2 separate regions of the Homo sapiens genome follow, and region 2 is linked to region 1. Evidence: chromatin loops called from intact Hi-C (ENCODE). Cell type or tissue: sigmoid colon. All regions are shown on one strand. Each heading gives the region's core, and the rest is flanking DNA. Links, peaks and the distances in the headings are about the cores only. Region 1 holds the start of HOXA9 (homeobox A9). Region 2 holds the start of HOXA2 (homeobox A2).

Evidence for each region. Hi-C counts contacts between places; a loop is a spot of excess contacts. Peaks named below come from ENCODE experiments on the same cell type or tissue, not always from the same donor. Only the 100,000 strongest peaks of a DNase experiment are listed, where the experiment ranks them.
Region 2: a loop joins it to region 1, with 4 times the contacts of the local background. A loop is called at or near these places in 14 of 110 quality-filtered maps.

Annotation. Positions count from the first base shown.
Region 1 is chr7:27,161,817-27,170,992 of GRCh38, forward strand. It overlaps HOXA10-HOXA9 (HOXA10-HOXA9 readthrough), which reads right to left. Exons shown (of 3, transcript NM_001433944.1): 2 at 3,062-3,151; 3 at 622-2,025. The coding sequence ends at 1,787. It overlaps HOXA9 (homeobox A9), which reads right to left and starts at 3,721. Exons shown (of 2, transcript NM_152739.4): 1 at 3,062-3,721; 2 at 622-2,025. The coding sequence starts at 3,641. The coding sequence ends at 1,787. HOXA10-AS (HOXA10 antisense RNA) reads left to right here and starts at 7,083. Exons shown (of 3, transcript NR_046609.1): 1 at 7,083-7,177; 2 at 7,491-7,948. MIR196B (microRNA 196b) reads right to left here and starts at 7,747; the gene lies at 7,664-7,747. It also overlaps HOXA10. RefSeq lists enhancers at 246-745, 2,257-3,134, 3,135-4,011, 4,860-5,578, 6,768-7,358 and 1 more. In sigmoid colon, for the core only: no CTCF peak of the experiment used is centred there; DNase peaks (open chromatin) are centred at 2,885, 3,745, 6,785, 7,275 and 6 weaker places; H3K4me3 peaks cover 8,000 bases; H3K27ac peaks cover 7,159 bases.
Region 2 is chr7:27,099,886-27,111,338 of GRCh38, forward strand. HOXA2 (homeobox A2) reads right to left here and starts at 2,798. Exons shown (of 2, transcript NM_006735.4): 1 at 2,225-2,798; 2 at 469-1,580. The coding sequence starts at 2,615. The coding sequence ends at 841. It overlaps HOXA3 (homeobox A3), which reads right to left. Exons shown (of 6, transcript NM_153631.3): 5 at 10,230-10,875; 6 at 7,125-8,835. The coding sequence starts at 10,755. The coding sequence ends at 8,030. HOTAIRM1 (HOXA transcript antisense RNA, myeloid-specific 1) reads left to right here. Exons shown (of 2, transcript NR_038367.1): 2 at 1-373. RefSeq lists enhancers at 2,633-3,472, 11,385-11,453. In sigmoid colon, for the core only: no CTCF peak of the experiment used is centred there; DNase peaks (open chromatin) are centred at 1,616, 2,206, 3,116, 6,747 and 5 weaker places; H3K4me3 peaks cover 6,043 bases; H3K27ac peaks cover 6,251 bases.

The sequences.
Region 1 (9,176 bases), core at 1-8,000:
TCAGCCCTGCCTCTGTTAGGCCTTGTGCTCGAGAGGTGCTTGCAGTGCAGGACCCAGATTCTCTTGGGCCAGGCTGGCAGGACTCCGCGGGGGTGGCGGGCGGTGCGAGGATGCAGGGCTTTGTTCCTTTGCAAGCCCCCAAAATGTTTGCCTGCATGGCCACGTTGGGCCGGTGGGGCTCCTATTTCCCTCTTCAGAGCCTGCTTAGAAGGCGGCTCCCAGCTCTCTATCCTGTCACCCTCTCCCCCTTTTCCTCACCAAGCTAACGAAGGCCCAGGTTTGGGAATTTTCTCGGGGGCACCAAGGTGAGAGTGGTCTTTCCACTGCTACTGGCCAGACCAGACCAGCTCCTCAGGGGCTTCTCCGCCGTCCCGCACATAGACACAAGGCCGGGAGCCTGGCTCCTCCGCCGGGTTTCCCAGCTTTTTCTCGCCGCCAGGCAGCTGGCCTGTTTGGGAGAGCTTAGCTCGGCGGACTGGTTGTGGCAGGTCCCGCTCCTGAAAGCCAGCCAGAGGCAAAATTGGGGCTCTTTCTCACCACCCCAACCCGCCCCTACCCAGAGACTCTACATAGGCTCCCCTGACCCAGAGAAGAAGGTGCAAAGAGCAGACCCGCAAAAAATAGAAAAGAATCAATATATTTTATTTGGCAAAAAGTTAAATATCATCTCAACACAACAATTTGGTCAGTAGGCCTTGAGGTAACTATTGCAAAATATACAGTGTAAGTTCAGTCTGATGGAAACCCCAGATTCATCAAGGATACAAATCTACAGTAGCCCAATGGCGGTTTCATAGTGTATAATTTATTATCAATAAAATTAACTCCGTTACAATCAGCATTCATTTCCTCCAATTAAAATTAAGCATAAACCCTAGGTAGTAACCTTCTGCACATATGTATAGCTCCGAATTTCCTCACTGTTCGTCTGGTGCAAAAACAATATTCAAGCTTGTCTGATTATGCATATTTTCTTTAATCATATAGATTATATATACAATAGACAAGACAGGACTATATAGATAATGGACAGACTTAAATGCCCGCATTTTTAAGGTGGAGAAAATGATGAATCTATGCATCCCCGAGAACACTTAAAATTTTTTTTTATTTCACTGGGAAATTCTTACAGCTACTTTACAATCATAGGTTAACAGCCTAGTTATACAGAAGACATATTCCACTACAGAGCTATACTCTATGCAACTGTTTTTTTCCCCTCATAAACAACCTGAGTTCAAATTGAATTCTATCTTCCACAATCACAATGGGTGCATCACCCAGTACACAGAAGTTTGAATCACAAAACATAATTACCACAATAAAACACAGTGTTCAAGTATCTTGGCAGAGCAATCTGCCGCACAAACTGCAAATTAAATTAACTACACAGACTAAAAACTATACAGCCTACCATCAACAGTTGTGCATTATAAAAAGGTAGTTTCTTTCCTTTTGTTTTAAGTCAGGAACAGGTAGATTTTTAAAAATATATATACAAGCTAACACACACAGCTATCAGCACTAATGCCCCCCCCTCAACTTTTCCTTTTTCTTATAGAAAATGGAAAGCTTACAATACCTCCTCCATCAAAGCGGCAGGCCTACGAGCCAGCCTGAACAGGGTTTGCCTTGGAAAAGATGTGGCCTGAGGTTTAGAGCCGCTTTGTGCGGGGATGGTGGAGGCTAGGGTGGGGGTGAGAGAAGGGAGAAGGCGGAAGGGGGACGGACAGTTCTTTCTTTTTCTCTCTAGCTTACCCTTTTTTCTAAATAAGCCCAAATGGCATCACTCGTCTTTTGCTCGGTCTTTGTTGATTTTCTTCATTTTCATCCTGCGGTTCTGGAACCAGATCTTGACCTGCCTCTCGGTGAGGTTGAGCAGTCGAGCCACCTCGTACCTGCGGTCCCTGGTGAGGTACATGTTGAACAGAAACTCTTTCTCCAGTTCCAGGGTCTGGTGTTTTGTATAGGGGCACCGCTTTTTCCGAGTGGAGCGCGCATGAAGCCAGTTGGCTGCTGGGTTATCTGCGGGGAAGAGAAACACTGGGTTTAGGAGCAGAAGACGCACATCCCGCTGGGGCAAATGAGCCTCCTGCATGGGGTCTCTGGCCGAAGTGCAGAACTCTGCTGAACTGGTTAGGAAAGGCAGTCAGGCCTCGGACACAATGGAACCCTGGCAGACAGACGCACAGACAGTCACTTAAAATTGCACGCAGTAAAACTTTGGCTCGCCCTCCCCTCCGAGACCTTCCTTTCTCCTACTCTGTCCTCTTGTCCCCCTTCTCCTTCCTCCCACTCTCAAAACGCTGTATAGAATGAAATTTGGAAACAGGTCTCCTTGCCACGCAGAGGGAAAGCATGCTGCCTTGTGTTCTGTAGCAAGATTAGGATTCCTCTGTCCCGTTCACTGACTTCGTCTTTCTTTCCCAACCTGTCCCTCTACGCCCCCCACTCCTTATTTAACCTTCCTGGAAGGCCTTCGGAGCTGGGCAAGCCGTCAGGGCGCCCTAAGGCCGCTGATCACGTCTGTGGCTTATTTGAATAATCTGTCATGGGGACCCTTGTGGCCCGGGTCGCCCGCAGCCTCATCTTGGCAGGATTTACGCCGCCACTGGCCGAAGGCAAGAAGTGGAAGGAATCGGCCGTCTCCCCCAGCGTCCCAGCTCCGGCTGCCCTGGCTGCCGCCGCTCACGGACAATCTAGTTGTACAAAAGGCTCTCTGGGCTGCACTGCTTTCGAAGAACGGCCCAAAGTATCTCGGTCCTGGGCCTGGGCAGCCAAGGAGAGGGGCGGCCAGTCTTGGCTCGTCCCGAAGTGCCCGCCCCGCCCCCTCTCGCTGCAGCAGCCGCCTCCTCTCCCGTAGCCCTGCGGGCCGCTCTTCACTGCTCTCCAGACTTGGGGCCCTATCTGAGGCGTCCCAAACACCAACTTCTGGCTCCTGGCCCCAACTCGAGAGGCTTCCAGCGAGGACGAAGGCAGGCTCGAGAGAAACCTGGCGGGCCAGCAGATCCGGGAGGCCGGCGTGGAGGCGGCGGCGGATTTGAAGGGAGGAGACACTTACTGGGATCGATGGGGGGCTTGTCTCCGCCGCTCTCATTCTCAGCATTGTTTTCAGAGAAGGCGCCTTCGCTGGGTTGTTTTTCTCTATCAACTGGAGGAGAACCACAAGCATAGTCAGTCAGGGACAAAGTGTGAGTGTCAAGCGTGGGACAGTCACCCCTTCTGGCCGACAGCGGTTCAGGTTTAATGCCATAAGGCCGGCTGGAGGGCAAGCCCGCGAAGGAGAGCGCACCGGGCGTGGGCTCCAGCCAGGAGCGCATGTACCTGCCGTCCGGCGCCGCCGCCGCCACGGGCGCCTGGGGGTGCACGTAGGGGTGGTGGTGATGGTGGTGGTACACCGCAGCGGGTACAGCGTTGGCGCCCGCCGCGTGCACTGGGTTCCACGAGGCGCCAAACACCGTCGCCTTGGACTGGAAGCTGCACGGGCTGAAGTCGGGGTGCTCGGCCAGCGTCGCCGCCTGCCGGGGAGGCTGGCCCAGGGTCCCCGGCGCATAGCGGCCAACGCTCAGCTCATCCGCGGCGTCGGCGCCCAGCAGGAACGAGTCCACGTAGTAGTTGCCCAGGGCCCCAGTGGTGGCCATCACCGTGCCCAGCGCCTGGCCCGCCCGGCCCGACCCACGGAAATTATGAAACTGCAGATTTCATGTAACAACTTGGTGGCACCGGGGGGGAAGTACAGTCACCTAATAAGTTGCCGGCGCCCGCGCCCCCATTGGCCGTGCGCGTCACGTGCCCGTCCAGCAGAACAATAACGCGTAAATCACTCCGCACGCTATTAATGGTCCGATGTTTTGCAGTCATAATTTTTATAGCAAAAGCCATATGTTTTTATGTAAAGGGATCGTGCCGCTCTACGATGGGGTTTGTTTTAATTGTGGCCAACGACGATTAAAAGATCAAATCTAGCCTTGTCTCTGTACTCTCCCGTCTCCCCCCCCATACACACACTTCTTAAGCGGACTATTTTATATCACAATTAATCACGCCATCAAGAAGGCGCGGGTCCCGCGTGCGAGTGCGGCCAGCGGAGCCCCTCACATAAAATTAGACAATAATTGAAGCCATAAAAAAGCAGCCAAATCGCATTGTCGCTCTACTGTATTTAAATCTATATTTATGATATTTCATAAGGAGTTATTGTTTCAGAAGCCACACAGGCTGGCGGGAAGTCGGAAACGACCAACAGATTCGTTTGCCTCGCCGTGGCTCCCAGCTGTAAAAATTTACGAGGACTTGGAAAGGTTAGACTGTTGTGTTTGGTTGGCGAGCTCCCTGTAAATAATCCCTGCGGTCCCCGGGAGAGGCGAGTTTACCCGCGGCCGCCCTCGAAAAGTCAAATTCAACGCAGGATCCGTCCCAAACGGAGCCGCCGCCGGCCCTACCAGGGCACTCCAGGCAGGGACCGGCCGCTCAGGGAGTACCGCGGGTGTAGGTCCCCACAGCTACCCGCCTGGAGCGAGGGGCGCCCGGGCAACCCTTAAATTCGCCTTTGCTACGAGGACCCCACGGAGGAGCTGGCCAGGAGGGAGCGGCCAGCCGCCACCAGGGCGAAGGTTTTGAGGGCCTGGTTGGTTGTGCGGCGCGCTCGGTCCCCGGCCCTCGACCCCACGCACACGCGCGCCCAGCCCGCCTTTCTCATCAGCTGGCAATCAGGATTCCCAGGCGCAGGCGGCTGGCGACCCAGCCCTGTGCTCCAGCCTCAGAGGCTCTAACCATGAGCGCTGCAAGCCTGGTTGCGCTCCGTGAATCCCAGCTGGGGAAAAAACTACAAGTGGCATGAATGGAAGGCAAGTTCGGTTTGGGAAAAGGCAGCCTCGCCTAAGAGACCCCGCAGCTCCGGAACCTGGGAGGCCCGCACCGATGTGGCCTGTCCCGGGGCCGCGTGAGCCTTTCAGGGCTCCTTCCTCCCTTTCCAGCTGCTACTCCGGGCCTCGCCTTGGTTACCTACGGGGCCCGGAGACTCGGCGGAGAGGTACAAGGCCCAAAGAGAGGCAGCCACAGCTCAAGGCCAGGGCTGGAAATTAGAACGGGGAGGGGTAAAAGGGCATCGACTCCAGTCCCATTCCTGGGCCTGGCCACGTTGGGGAAGTTTATTTCTCACCCGTTGGGGGTAAATTAAAAGGTCGCCGCCACTCCGTTAATTGGAAGGAAACTCCCCCTGCCCCCAATTCCTAACAGAAAGCAGCGACTCCTAGAACAGGGGTAATCAAATTCACGTGTGGATACTGTGCCTGCAACAGTGTGTTTTTCATTAGCCCACTTCCCTGGCGGCGAGGCTGGCGGCCTCGGGCGCTTCCATCTCTCTCTCTCTCTTTTGCCTTCATCCTCACCAGCAGTTCCAGTAATCCCCCCCTCAAACACCCTGACACACTTCCGGCTGGGACTCCCAAATACCAGCGAGGCTGCCAAGCCGCGCGGATACCGACTGGGTGCCCCTTCCTGCACCCGCGCCTGGAAGAGGGAAGTGGCCGACACAATGAACTCCGAAATGGCCCCGTCCTGTCCGCCTCATCTCCCTCCCCCTAATATTTTCCTTGCCCCATAAATTCCTCTAGGTCATGCCCACCCCCACCACAGTCCACCGTGTCCTAAATACCCCGCAGTCCGCCAGGCCTCTGAGATTTTCATTTAAAAAATTAACCCTGGAGGAAACCCTGGCTCCCAATTTTAAGTGTCTGCAAATGGGCTGGGCATGTCTGGATGCCTTTTCCACGTTTTATGCCTGAGAAGACACTGATTATTTCAGTATTTTTTAAGTAAAAAAGCTGTTCCTTTAAACAGCCTTAGCCCCAAAATAAGAGAGTTACTGAACAATTAGCAGGCGTTGAGTGTTAAGCAGATGTTACTGGTGCCTAGAAAGCGGAGAAAAATCAGAAAACCAAATATTGTCTTCCTTCAGCCCAAAGGTTTGGAGCCAGAATAGTCTGACTTTTTTGTCTGCTTTTATTTTCGAAGTGAAAGAGATTGCGTATGCATAAAGAAATAATAAATGAGTATAATTTAAAGCGGCCCCTTCTCGACTGAGATTTCTGAAACTGTGATCTCTGAAATAAATCCAATGCCCTGGTCCAGAAAATGGCAGGGAGGAGTTGAAGGGAATGGGGTGTGTGGTCCTTTCAGACAGCAGGTCGGTGGCTGTGCAACGAAAGAGTTCCTGGGCCTCCAGTCCAGGCAGGGAAAGGAAACAGCTTTGTGGGCACGAATCTGTAACTGTGTGTGTTGGGAGTAGGGAGAGATAGTTTGTTTTCTGTTTTCTGTAGGGAAAATGGTCAGACTGGCTCCCATCTGTAGACTACAATTTGGAACGATGACTCAAGTTTATATCAATGGCTCTGGAATTTGGGATTCTTTTTGCCCATTTAAAACATACTGGCTCTTGGAAGGGTCCCCTTCTCCAGCACCCAGCTGCACAAAGGTGCTGTATGGAACATATTTTGTACCTAATGGAAGCCACTAGTAAGCAAGCAGTCAAGCTTTGCCCTAGCCAGTCTCCCTCAATGCGGTCAAACCCCAAGCTGTGACCGGCAGGCCGGGAAGAGCCAGCTAAGAGCTTCCCAGCGAATGGCCAGGCTCCAGCGAGGCTGGTTGGGCCTCAGCTCCAGTCCCCAGTGAGGCTGGCGAAGGCCTCCCTGCCCTCGATATGGGCACACAAAGCTGCAGCGAATGTCCCCTAATCAGATCTCCTAGTCAGCCGTTAGCGACAGGCGAAGAAACGCAAGGCTGCCGCCATCCGGTCGTGATCATAACCGAGGCCTTGTCTGCAGAGTAACACACCAGGCCCAAACCCACCGCCCTCGGCAGCCGCCCCACGCGGGCCCTTCCTCGGCAGACTTCCCAACCTCTACTTGAGCCGCAGAGGAAAGTGAGACCCCCTAGGCTCTCCTGAAGCCAGCTCTGGGCCCCTCCCCAAGGATGCTTTGGGAAGGAGATAAGGAGGTGAGATAGAATCTGGCAGAGACGGAAGATGAAAAAAAGACCAACGGAAGAAAAGAAAGCAGGAAGGAGCAAAGGAAAGAAGAAAAAAAGAAAGAAGAGATAAAAGAGGAAGGGAAGACAGGGAAAAGAAGGAAGAAAAGAGAGGCGACTCCTAGCAGCGGCCGAGCTTACAGAGAGAAGGGTAAGTGACAAGGCCAGGATCCCAGCCTGCCCTATCCTTCCTAGTCCAGCCTGAGTCTCCACTGGAAGGAGGTTCTTTCCTGAGCTCACACCCGGGACTGGTGTGTGTGTGTGTGTGTGTGTGTGTGTGTGTGTGTGTGTTCCAGCCTTACAAGAGAATGGCAGGAGGTCCCTGGGCAGGCGCAGGCCTCCAGTGGGAGGCTCAGGATGGAAGCGGGCGCCCCTGACCTTGAATGGCCCAAAGCCCAGAATTCCTACCACGCCCCCGGCGTCCGCGAAGGAGCAGCCAACCTAACCCTACCTGCTGTGACCAGGTGGAGGTGTGTGGTGGAAGGGGAAAGCCGGCCGGCTGGCAAAGCGCTGCGGAGAAAGACACGAGGCTCCTGAGCAGGGAAAGCCGAGGTTGCCACCGCAGGCCTGGCACGACCAGGGCCGTGATGCCCCGCCCGGCCCGACCCCCGCGCGCAGAGGTACCTGGAGACGATTTCAACTGAAGTAATGAAGGCAGTGTCGTGCTGTCGAGAGAAAGGTGGATCCCAACAACAGGAAACTACCTAAATCACCGACCAGTTCTGGTGCTGCCCGCGAAGGGCTGCCTCGCCCGCCGCCGCCGCCGCCTCCGCCGCTGCCGCCGCCGCCAAGGAGAGAACCCTGCCATCGCGCCTGGCCCGGCCCAGCCCAGCCCCTAGGCAACCTGCGCCCGCCAGTGCAACAGAGTGCCCCAGGCGGCCGCAAATGCGTCAAGGAAGGGGAAGCCACAGGCCCCAGTAAGGTATTCCTGGGAGGGAGAGGGAGGAAAAGAGAGGGAGGAAAGGCAGGGAGAGAGGAATAAAGGCGGGGAGCAGGCGAGACGAGAGCAGCTCCGAGAAGCAGTGTGCGCGCCGCTTTCCCAAATCTTGCAGCCCAGCGAGCCGGCGCCAAGAGGCGGTAGCCGTGGAAGGCTCGAAAGCGCCAGGGACGGTACAGATCCCGGCTCCCTGTCTGGCCCCGGCCTCCCGCCTCTCGCTCTCCCCCTCTCCCTCCTAGCTGCCCGCCCGCCGGGGCGCGCGCTCCTGCGCCCCCTCCCCTTAGCCCCCGCCCCCCCCACTCTGGCAAGCAGGAAACGCGTGGCCCTAAGGAGTGCCGCCAGGTGGGGGAGGCCGTACTGGGGGAGGGGGAGGCCCCCATGCAGTCCAGCCCGGGTCCACCTAACCGCTGCCTCCAGCGGCTAGAGATGCGCTGTGGGCCAGGCCTGCTCCCCGATTCAGATTGAGGGTCATCTGTGACCCAGACACCCGCAAAATAACCGGCCTCTGCAAGCCTCCCTGGGGCTCCCGAAAGAAATCCTGTTTGGCTTCCTCTGTCTATGTAGCTCCCCTCTCAACTGAAATCACTGGTCCAAGACAGCCACAATCCAGATATACTAGCAAGCCATAAAACTGAACAAAAGCCGACAAACCTTACGGCACCAGGGCTATAGGGCCCAGACAAATTACGACCGTCTAGGTAATATTTAAATAGATGCCTAAAGTAATTGCAGGGGCTCGGGTTAGTCCTCCTGTTGTAAAAGTGGTGAACGGGATAAAGTGGAAGGTGAAGATAAGAAGTCAAAAAAGAGGTAAAATTAAAAAGCTTCATTCCACAGCTTTTATTCTATAAGAACATAAACATCGTCTTTTTCCACGCACAGCAGCAATACAATATTAATTTATTCTGATTTAAGATTAGAAGTAAATAGAGCTAGAACTAACATTTATAATAACGATAGAATGCATTTGCTTAAAACAAGATTGGCAATTCTTCATAATAATAGACATTTATACAGATTTGTATTTATAGTTTTTTTCTTTTTCTGCATCTACAGGTTTGACCCTTTTATGCATGTAACTTCACAGTATAAAGGAAATCCAAACAATGTCTCCCTTCTCTAGTTTATTCCGCTTACCCCAGTCCTCCTAGGCTTCTGTGAATTTCAGAAAGCAAAAACAAACAAAAAAAAAACTTTTTGTTCAAGGCGATTT
Region 2 (11,453 bases), core at 1-8,000, 62 kb before region 1:
GTGTATAAACAAATGAATTGTTGATAACTTAGTTATTGACCTGGAGACTGGTAGCTTATTAAAGAAACTCCGTGTTACTCATTCCTGGAGTTGGGGGTTTCTGTAGGCACTTTATTTCTCCACTTTCAAGAGCTTGGGCTTGGCCCAAATCTTAGACTGTCCAATTCTGCCTCTATTACCAATTTAAATCTATGGCTTGAACCTGTGCACTGAAAATCAAATCCTTTAAAAAGAAAGAGGAGAAGAAGAAGCAAAAAAGAAAGAAAAAACACTTATTAGAAGCCCTAGTCATTTTTTGGCTTTCTGTTTTGTTGCTGTCCATTGAAGACTTTGAACATGCCGCCTTAATAAATGTATTAAAATTGAAAAAAGAGGATAAATTGTGACGAATTTTATTTACGAAGTTAGACTAAAAGAAGAAAAAGAACCCGTTATGAGCCTTGAAAAAAGAGGGGGAGAAAAATAAGCTACTTATAGCAAAGGAGAATTTATTCTACAAAAAATATGCATGACAATGCATCCCAATGTAATACAAAAATAAAAAGAAAGTGAAGATACAATTATATGATCACTTTCTTGCAGGCCTCATACTGCTCTCAGGAATCACATAAAGGGTTGTTGAGTTAGGTTTAAAACAACTAAAACTCCAAAATAATCTGTAAAAGATGGCTCTGTTTGAAACTGGGTCAGGGAATCACTAAACAGAAAATCCTCAACACTTAAAGGAGGGAAGGGGTAGGTCAAGAAGAAAATAAAAAATAAACTCCCAAATAAAAGAAGGCAAAACCACCTGGTCAAAGGAGTTTTTGTTTGGTGATGCTTTGTTTTGCTTTAATGTTTTTAGTAATTCAGATGCTGCAAGTCGATTGTGGTGAGTGTGTCTGTAAAAAAGTCTAAGCTGTCAGCTGAAATATCTACGGGACTGTCGAGGGAACCTGGCAAACTGGGTGAAACTGCATCTGAAAGCTGCAGGCAGGAATCTGTGGAGAAAACGCTAAAGTCCTGCAAAGAGGGGACCTCAAGGGCCTCAGGACTGTCATTGTTTAGGCCAGCTCCACAGTTCTGGCCCATTGTTGACAAGCAGTTGGGAACAGTGGGTGACTGGTGCTGAAAATGTTTCAGATTTTTCTCATTGCTGGTTAAAGGCGAGACTGGGAAACTTTGGGAGTCGCCATTGTGTCCATTGGGAGCCTGCTGCTGAGAGAGGGCATTTTGCTGAAAAGTGTAGCCTTCCCTCTCCAGAAGGGCCCCAGAGACGCTAAGGGCTTGCTCAAAGAGCGTCTTCTCTTCCTCGTCCTCCTCTACTTTCTCGGAGTCCTCAAGGCTTTTACATTTCCCTTCGCTGTTTTGGTTTTCCTTGCACTGGGTCTGCCTCTTGTGCTTCATCCTCCGGTTCTGAAACCACACTTTCACTTGTCTCTCAGTCAAATCCAGCAGCGCTGCAATCTCCACCCTTCGGGGTCTGCAAAGGTACTTGTTGAAATGAAATTCTTTTTCCAGCTCTAGAAGCTGTGTGTTGGTGTAAGCAGTTCTCAGGCGCCGCGATCCCCCGCCGCTGCCATCGGCGATTTCCAGGGATTCTGCGGAAAGGGAAACCAACAAGAGACACACGCACAGTTGGAGGTGGAGGGGTCCGAGCGGGGTTATTCCACTGGAGAATAAATATAGCAGAAAAGATCAACTGCAACAAAATGGCCGCCCCTGGATGCAGTAGAGCTATTGTGCTGCCTTTCCTGGGAGCCCAGCCTGGGCAGACCCCGTCTCCTCCATCTCTATCGAATTCATGCCTGTGGCTCCCCCCAACCTCTTCATCCGGGAGCAAACTTTATATTAGCCACAACACAATTTATAATTAATGCGTCAGCTGCTTAGCTGAGCAAGAGCGATCTATCACTCTTCATTACTGTCAAAAAGCCAAACTCTAGGACAACTAGACAGGAGGAGGTCAGTTCCAACTCAAATAAATCATCCCACATTACACAAGTTCGGGAAAGTTTCCCCCCACTTCCTAAAAATATATATGTCTCATTGTAGAGCGCAGGATCCCCTTTCCTCTCCATCAAACCCACTCCTGAACCCACAGGGGCAGGGACAAGGCAACCAAGCATCTCTCCCTCTCCTCCTTCTCTCCCAGCCCACTCTCCCCTCCCCCCACAGCCACTCTCGGGGCAGCCCGGAGAAGGAAGAGGGTCCCAGAGACCTGGGGCCAAGTCTTTGGACTGACCTTTGTGGCTGAGGCAAGCAGGGCCGGTGGCTGCGGCGGTGGCGGCGGCGGCGGCGGCCGGCAGAAGTGCGGTTTTCTTGGCCGCCTTCTTCTCCTTCATCCAGGGGTACTCGGGCGGCTGCAGGGCGCCGGCGGGCACCGGGCTGCCGCGGCTGCCCGCGGGGCTCGGCTTGGGGCGGCCGCCAGCGCCGTGGCGAGGGTGACTGCCGGGGTTCAGGCTGGGAATGGTCTGCTCAAAAGGAGGAGGAATCAGTGTCGAGTGTGAAAGCGTCGAGGTCTTGATTGATGAACTTTGAAATGTATCAGCGACAGGGGGAAAAGATGTCAGGCACTCAGCGAGCGACGGCTGGCTATTGATAAAACCAATCTCTCGCTCAAATTCGTAATTCATGGCCTTCTCCTTGGAGCCCCCTCAGAGAAAAAGTTCCCTCTTTTGGAGGGGCTTTGGGGGGGCAAGGCCTAGGAAAAAGGCGAGCGCAGAGGAAAAAAAATCTATCATAGAATATCGCTGCTAGGGTGTTTTTTTTCTAATTCACTGATTACAGCCGTATGGGGACCGCGCTACTATTAAACTATTGAATTCATGGAGACAAGGTTGAAATTGGACCGAATTGGCTGTCACATGATTGCTTCTGCCCAATGACAATTTGGGCTTTAATCAAAAGAAGCCACTGTCTGTTTGATTGATCCAAAAAAGTCGGGAAGGAACGCCTCATTGGGGGCCAGCGAGGCTTTATTTACACTTTTTTCAGAGCAAAAATACATATATGTTGGTGTGGGTGGGGATGTCCCGGAGTACGTGGGGGCGAGGGTGCCTGCGTGCCTCCTGATCTGCAAGGATCTATCTAGTGTGTGTGCCTGGGAGTGTGTGTGTGTGTGTGTGAATGTGCGCGAGTGTAAGCCCTGCTGTCGGTCCCGCCGGTGGCTGCCCTCTGCCTCCCCCGCACACTCCGCGCATTGTTTGGGACTGTCGGGAAGACGCCTCGCACCTCACAAATCATTTAAGCACCTCAGTCTGACGCCTGCAGTCATTAACAAAGTAATCCATTAATCTTCAAAGTTTTGACACCCGAGGGCCCTGCGTCCCAGCCACATAAGTTCTGTTAAAGCAGGAGAAAGGAGCAGAGGAAGAGAGGAGATGAGAGAGGGAGAATAAAGAGAGAGGGAAGAAGAGAGAGTTTGAGAGATGGAGAAAGAGAAGACAGAAAAGAGAGAAGAAAGGAAAGATTTTGGTTGGGAAGGGGTCTTCCTTTTCTTTCCCTTTTCCTCCTTCACTTTTCCTAAAAGCAGTTCCTGGATCTCAAAACTGATCTCTCTCGGTCTGTTTTCCTTCCTGTCTGTCCCTTTCCCTCTTTTTCCTCTTCTCCCCCTTTCTCCCTCCCTCTCTCTTCTGTCCGCCTCCCCTTCTCCCCTCAGCCTCTCGCCCCCCTCCCAGTGTCCAGCCCAGAGTCTGCGCCCCGGGCCCATTGTTAGCAGGCTATTCCACGGCAGCTTTGCATCTGGCTCCGGCGGGAAGCGGAAAACGGGAGGCGGCTCTCGAAGCTTCCCGACCTTCCTGCGCCATCAACTTCTCAGGAGTGGCTGGAGAAAGATGCATGTGCCAAGCGAGACAACAACCCCAGGTCCATGTGTCCAAATCCCCGTAGCCAGGGCGGCGGCCAGCCAAAGAAATGCCGCCCCGAGCAGGCGCGTGCGGCTCCTGGCATTCTGGGTTTCATACCCGTAGGGCTCGGGTGCGGTGAGTATTTCCGATTTCCAGGAAGTCTGTTGGAAGTTACCAGCAGGGAAAGAGAAGATGCTTGCTCCTCTCTTTCCCTCCCTCTCTCTTTTTTTTCTACCCTTCTTCTTGTCCTTGTCGCTCTGGTTGGGGGCTGGTTGGTTTAGATACAGCGAGTGCTCCCTGGCAGCCTGAACTGCCTCCCACACCTTCCTGATCCTTGGGCACCGGGGATGTTTGCTTCCGGGTTCTGTTGTGGGAAACAGCACTGCGGGGGAGAGGAGGCGACCCAAGGAGGAATTATAAAGGTTTTCGTTCTCCTTCATTATCTTTTTTCCAATTCGGAGACTTGAGACTGAGCGCATCTTGGACAGTGCTAGAGGGTTCAAAAGATAACACCTTTAGGTACCAAAAAATAATTTTTAAAAAATCCACCAAGCCAGAAAGAGGTGAGGAGGCTGAGAGGTAGATCTGGAGGTACCTCTTTCCCCCCCAAACCCTGAGGATGGTGATTCGCTTTTGCTTCCTTTGAAATAGACTAACTGATCAGACTCCCCCAGGCCGGCAGGCATCAATGGCAGGAAAATAAATCATTCTGATGGTCAGGGAGAGAGAGGTTGGAGGGGGAGAAAAATCTACGTAGAAAACAAGAAAGGCCAACCAAGGAGCAAAGGCAGGACCCCATCTCTGAGGCCAGCGTCAAAGAGGGTTTGGGGTGGAAATTAGACATAAGTGGCCTATATCATTGACCAGCCCAGAGCATTGCCTTGCAGATAGAGATGCTATTTTGGAAAATGTGAGGTTTTTTAGTTTTCTTGCTTTTATTCCAAACAAAGCTCCAAAGGAAGTCTGGGCGCGATCAATCTTGCTCACCAAAAGCCTTGACAGCTTCTAGCCCTTAAGAACACATTTCAGCTTCCAGCTCCTTCCAAGATAAAATGTGGCCGAGCAAAGAGGAGAGCAGGAAATGCAAGTAAATAAGGAAAACTAGTCTTTTAAAAAATATATTTTGGCAGTGAAAAGGGTTATAGGGCTCCTTTTAGGAAGGGTGCTTTGCGAACCCTGGGATGGCAGCTTTTGGCATCTGCTTTTACCAGAAAATATTACAGGCTTAAGGGAACGTGGGCGGGGGGTGCAGAGAGGGAGCAGCGCTGCCCCCATATCTCTGAGGCTTTGTCAGGGGCTGCGTGGGTGAGAGCTTTCTGCTGCCTCAGCCGCCTTAATTCAAATACCATCTGGAAGAAAACCCTTTTCTTTGACCACTCAACACTGAAATCTTCCCCAAATCTATTACTTTAACTTATGAGATATTTTAATAAGGATTTCTTTTTAATATCTAGGAAACTGGGGGGTGAAGTCAATACTTTTTTCTTTGAAAGCCAAAATGAATGTCTTGACTGGTAAGATGCGGGAAATCACATTAGAATCTCATTTTAAAATCTTAGCCCTGGGGGAAGGAGGAAGCCTCCAAACCACCCCTCCCTCAGCTAAAGAGTAGATTTCAGAAACGTGTTCAAATAGTGATATCCCTGAAGGATCTTCATCCTTAGGTGAATCTCTCCCCTAGCTGTTCCTTATTTTTCCAGGTAATTTTACACGTGTCTCTAAGCTGATTACTTAAAAGAAGACTCCTGTATCTGCTTAGCGTGACGAAGAGGTGGAAGCTCTAGTCTTCACAAAGCCTGGTTTTGCAGCCTCTGCATTTCTGAGGTGCGCCATATTTTGGCGCAGAGGTTGAGGTGCGGAGAGGAAATCTATTTCTCCCATAGCCCAAACCCTTTAAAAAGGATATATATATCAGCAGCCTTAGGACAGATATGGGGAAAGCACCTCTGGGTGTGAGAGAAACACTGAGCTCTCCACAGCAGCCTGGCTTGGCATCCTCCGAGCCTTTTCCTTAAACCATGAGGAGTTTCTCTAAAAGCAGCTCGTTGGGACCCAGCAGGTACCCAGAAATGGCTCCAGTGCCTGCTTCTAAGGATAATCTGAGGGAGCTTCACAGGGGGAAGATAAAGGCCATGATGATGGATATTTTGGATTGCAAACAAAATGGCGACATTTTCCACTTCTGTCTCTGAAAGATACAATCCAGGGAGAATAGGGATTTATTTCTCACATCCGATGCTCCTGATCCCCAGACGAAAGCAGTTCCTCGCTTCTAGCTCTGAAGGGGGTGATGATGGGGATGCAGGTCTGAGGTCTGCATTTTCTGAATTTGATTCCTTTCTCGAGGAATCCTTAAATCTGAAGATGAAAATATTTCCCTTTACTGTGCCTTCTTTTGCCTCTTCTAGCCAGTCAGTAAGCAGCCCTATCTTAAATCCAGGAGTGGAAATGTAATATTTAGCTCCTACAACATCAAATGAAAAATTTATAAAATTGCAGTTTTATTACAAAGATACCGATCTCCTTGCTCTCTCCCCCTCCCCCTGGGGCCATAAAAAGAAAGCTGGGTGGGGGAAGGAGAGGAAATAAATTCAGAGAATGCCAAATACTACATTCAGCAGGAAGCTAATGCTGGGATTCCGGCAGTCCAGGGAAGGGCTGGCTCAGGGTGACTCTCCCCAGTTCAGTCCTCCGTTTGCTGGAGACCTGGGTGAGCCTCAGTCCCTTTCAAACTGTTTCGCTCCGCGTGCAGATTTTTGGAGCAATTCTTTCCTCCTGACGCGATAACAGACCGCGAAGCATCCCCGGAGGAGACCAGGAGTCCGATTGCTCCCGGAAAGTGCTCGGCATCCTCTGCGCGGCTGGCTAATACCGAGGTTTAGGCGTTAGTTGGTCCGCTTTGACCCGAGGAAGAGCATGGAGCAGAAGACCGCCCTGCGTTATCCCCCGGCTGGGCCGCGGGGCACCTGTGCGCTCCCGCTGCGCCTTGGGCCGGGATGTCTTTGTTTCTTCCGTGCACAGCACTCGGCAGCCCCTGCGCCCTCAGCCTGCCTCCGCAGCAGCTGGGAACCGGGCAGCCCAGCTGGCCCGCCGCACGGCGTTACCAGAGCTGCCGCAGCCGCCTGGAGCCCCAGCCGCCATCCTGAGAATTCGCCGAGCTTCCAGGCGAATAGCCTGGCCAGGCCCCATGCTGGAGCCAGAGGGCTGCTGCGTCCGGCCTGCTCTGCCGGCTCGCCTCGGCCTGAATTCCACGCAGACCCACGTCTTCGGCCAAAGAACCCCTTCTTAACACGGATATTATTCAGAATAAAAACTTTATTTCTTTTTGTTTCTCAGAATGTGAGCAGCAAGGAATGAAGAACTCTCAAAACAAATCTAGTATTTTTCGCGTTTACAGATTTTTTTTTTCAGTTTTGCCGGATGTTACAAACCTAAATCACTGTTTTCAAAAGCTGGATCTTCTCTGGTTTTATTGTATCGTTACCGTTTAAAGGAATTATATTTCTCTTTCAAATAAAAAAAATTCTAAGTACGCCAATACACAATTGAACAAAAGGCCCAAGAACCCTTCTGAACCATCAGGGTACAGAATTCTTTAATATAAATACGAACGGATGGGGATAAATAATATTTAAAACTTAGATTATTCAATGCTTGCAAAAAAATATAAATAAATCTGACTGTTCACCAGCATACACACACGGAAAGACGTACACTTAGTCATCCTTGCACAGAGAGCCCCTGTTTCAAAGCGCCTTTGATTTTTTTTCTCACTCTTTACAAGAAGTGCAATTAAAAAAAAAATTTAAAATTAAAAAAAGTAATCGCTTCCCCTCGGGAGCCATAATGTAAGAACAAATTCACATTGAAAACTCGACTAGAAAATTTGTTCATATACCCTGTTTCTGATCAAAGAGTGGAGAAGGTAAAGGGTGCAGGGCCAGTGGCCTATCGAGGAGCAGGAAGAGATAAATATCGCTATGATACAGCCATTCCAGCAACCAAGATTGCTACGTCACATAAACTATAAAAACGCCTTACCAACGAGGGGGGAAACCGGGAAACGGAGTGCGGGGCGGAGAAGAGAGAAAAGGAAGGAAGGAAAGGGCAGGAAGAACCTAAAAAAAAAAAAAAAAAAAAGCAACCAAAGAAAAAAGGTGGGTGGGGGGAGACTCTCCTGGCGCGTAGCCCCAAGCCCACTATCACAGGTGGGTGAGCTTGGGTGCTTCCTGAATTCTTCCCTGAGAAGGATGGTGGCCGGTAAGGTCCGTGTAGGTGGGGTGCGGCTCCCCAGGCCCCGGCCCGTGGTGGTGGCCGCTGCCCAGCGGCCCGGCACCCCCATAGTCCATGGCGCCCGAGGCAGCGTGGGGGAGGTGAGTTAGACCAAAGAGGGCTGGCCCGGAGTTGCTCATGGGCTCCACATAGCTGCCCCCCACGAAGACGGGGCTTCCCTGTATGTGTGGGGTCCCATAGCTGCCGTTGCCCTGCAGGCCATGAGCGTGCGGGTCATAGTCGGGGGTGCCCCCTGCGCCCGCCCCTGCCGCCGTGTAGCGCTTCTGTGGGGGTGGCGGGGGTGCGCAGCTGGGCAGGGACGCAGGGTAGGAGGCGGGGGGCAGCCCGTAGGTACCCTGGGGGGGCTTGGAGAAGGGCGGGGGCGACTGGGGCTCATACGGGACGCTGTTGACCAGCGAATGCATAGAGTTCAGATAGCCACCGGCTCCGGGGGGCACGGGGCTGCGACTTGGAGACTGGCCCCCCGATGACGTTAGCATGCCCTTGCCCTTCTGATCCTTTTTGTACTTCATGCGGCGATTCTGGAACCAGATCTTGATCTGGCGCTCAGTGAGGTTCAGCAGATTGGCCATCTCCACCCGGCGCGGCCGGCACAGGTAGCGGTTGAAGTGGAACTCTTTCTCCAGCTCCACCAGCTGCGCGCTCGTGTAGGCCGTGCGCGCGCGCTTGGACGAAGCCTGCCCCGGCGGGCTCTTGTCGCCAGCGCAGCTTTCGCCTGCGAGGACAGAGAGAGGAAGAGCGGCGTCAGGGGCTGCCGCGGCCCCGCCCAGCCCCTGACCCAGCCCGGCCCCTCCTTCCACCAGGCCCCAAAGGTTCCTGCATCCGTCAGGTCCCAGAGAGAAGTAGGAACTAGGTGCTATCCTCTCTCCTGGTGGGTAAAACAGTGATACTCCCTCATTTAGCCAAGGAGCAAATCACAGCCTTCTCGGGGGAAAGGACAGAGAAGTAGAACCCCCGGTTTGCCTTCCTGGTCTGGATTTTCTGTTTAGAGCTATTAACTTTCTGACTCATTTACTGGTCCCTTTGGCCTATCGGACAACAGCCTCCCTGTGGGCCGGTCTCAGCATCTCCATTCTCTTCACAGTAACTGAAATGTGGGAAACCTAATGTACACACTCATTTCCCTCCCACACTGTCTGACAATAATTAGGCAGTAGCTTCAACTGGCCACTTTTTTCTCTCTACCCAGAGGAGATGGGCAGACTGGAAACCTCAAACTGGAAGGCCTTCTCTGCCCAAAGAAGAGATCCCATTGAAGGTATTTCTGGTGGGGAGGCCTAGGCCCTTCATGCTAGGTCCTATTCTTTAGGGTTCCCTATGTCATCAAGCAGCCAGCCCCAGCTTTTGTCCACTAATCTTGTACCCTTCTGTCTTCCCTGGCCCCCCAGATCCTAGCTCTGGAAGTCCCAGATGCTCAGGCTCAGAGCAGGGCACTGGCAACTGGAGAAGGCAGGGGCAAAGGTAACCAAAATGCTAGGAAGCCTAAAGCCTGGGGCCTTTCCTCTACTGGAGCCCGCTTTCAGGAGGCCCATGTGGTTCCCATTAGGATGATAAGTCTGCATCCCCCTCCCCCAGGAGATCTTTGGCTGCTTTCATTGTACTAAGTCTGAGTAGGGTCTTCCCAGAGGTAAGGCAGCCACTCCATCTGCTGGAGCAAAAATTGGCTCTGATTATAGGCAAAGCATTGATTCTGTCTTGGAGGGTGATTAGGCCTGTTTTTATTCTGCCACATTTCAGTAAGGGGAGGATGTCACTGTTTCATTAGAAGAGCTGTGCTAAAAAGATAGACAGTGGAGCTCAGGTTGTTTCTGCACAGAGGTCCTAACTCCAAGAGTGGAGCAAGAAGAGATTCCAACTGCACTAGACCCTACTTGCCCTTGGAGAAGTCCAGAGGGACTCCCAGCAGGTCTCTGGTGTTTTCCAGCCTACAGAGGCCTATCACCTCCCTAAGTTGCAAAGACTATGAAAACCTTTTTGGTGGGCAGTGGTGTGGGAGCAGTGAATTCCAGACATGCTCCATCGCTCCTAGGCTGTGCTGGATGTCGTGGGCAGTAGCTTGGGGACCAGGAGCCAGGCCAGAGGACCCTCTTCCAGAAGGCACTCCTTTACCTGAGCTGGAGCTGCTGGTTTTCTGCTTTGTGTTTTGTCGAGACTCTTTCATCCAGGGGAAGATTTGTTTGGCCACTGTGGGTGAGTTGAGCAGGGGGCTCTTGGCCGCGTTGGCAGGGGTAGGGTTGTTGCTGGCATTCTGAGGAGGGGAGGCAGAAGAGGGAGGCGGGGGCGCGGCAGGGGTAGGTGCAGGGGGCTGAGGTGCGGGCTGAGGCGGCTGTGGGGCAGGGGGCGCGGCCTGGGGCGGCGGCGGGTGCAGGGGCGGCTCTCCCAGGCTTGGAGGCTGGCTAGGTGGGGCGCTCAGGGTGCGCAGGCACGCCTCACTCAGTTCGTGTGCCTTGGGGTGGCCCCCGGCGCTGGAGGGAGACTGGAGGGAGCAGGCGGGTCGGTGGTACTCGCCGTCGGCGCCCAAAGCGGCGGACGCCGGGTACGGCTGCTGATTGGCATTATAAGCGAACCCGTTGGCTGCCTGGTAGGGGTAGCCACCGTAGATCGCCGAGCTGTCGTAGTAGGTCGCTTTTTGCATCGCGTTGTTTCACGATCTTGATCGCACACTCTGACAGGGGTTTGACACCCGTGAGGGCGCACATTGGCACGCCCCCGCGGTCACGTGACACTCCGCCGCCAATGGCCGCCCCGCGCAGACCTGGTGGGGCGAGAAGCGCAGCGCGGTGAGGGCTCCGCGCAAATCCATCTTACTCTCAATAGCTAAGTGACATGAAAGCCATAAAAGAAAAAGTGGTCAGCAATATTTAGCAGCACGACTTGGCCCCGGGCGCAGGGAGCCGTGCTATAAAAAACCGCTGGAATTTACTGGCAGCTACAAATATTTGCTTAACTTGCGTCTGGAGTTGGGGGATTTTCCGGGGAGAAGGAGAATGAGTGAGGGCTGCAAGCTGATTCTCAGGAGCCGGGATCCAAAAGGAGAAAGGCTTGATAGGCTAGAAAGGAAAAAGGCTGGGATCTTTCTTTTCCAGGGAAGAAGAAACTTGGGGTGTCGCTTAGTTTCTGCTCCTTGGCCTCCTCCAGAGGGCCCAAGACTCCTCCACTCTGGGAATGTTGGGAAGGGAACGAGGAGGCAAAGGGGAGCTTGGGTCGCCAATGTTTTCTCCGCTTTAGGACTGATGTTTGCCAAAAGAGCCCTGAGATGGGGTAACTTCCCACCCAGCTCCTTCTTGGACCTTCCTGCTCCCAAGAGAGGTTTGCACAAAAAATTTCAGGCAA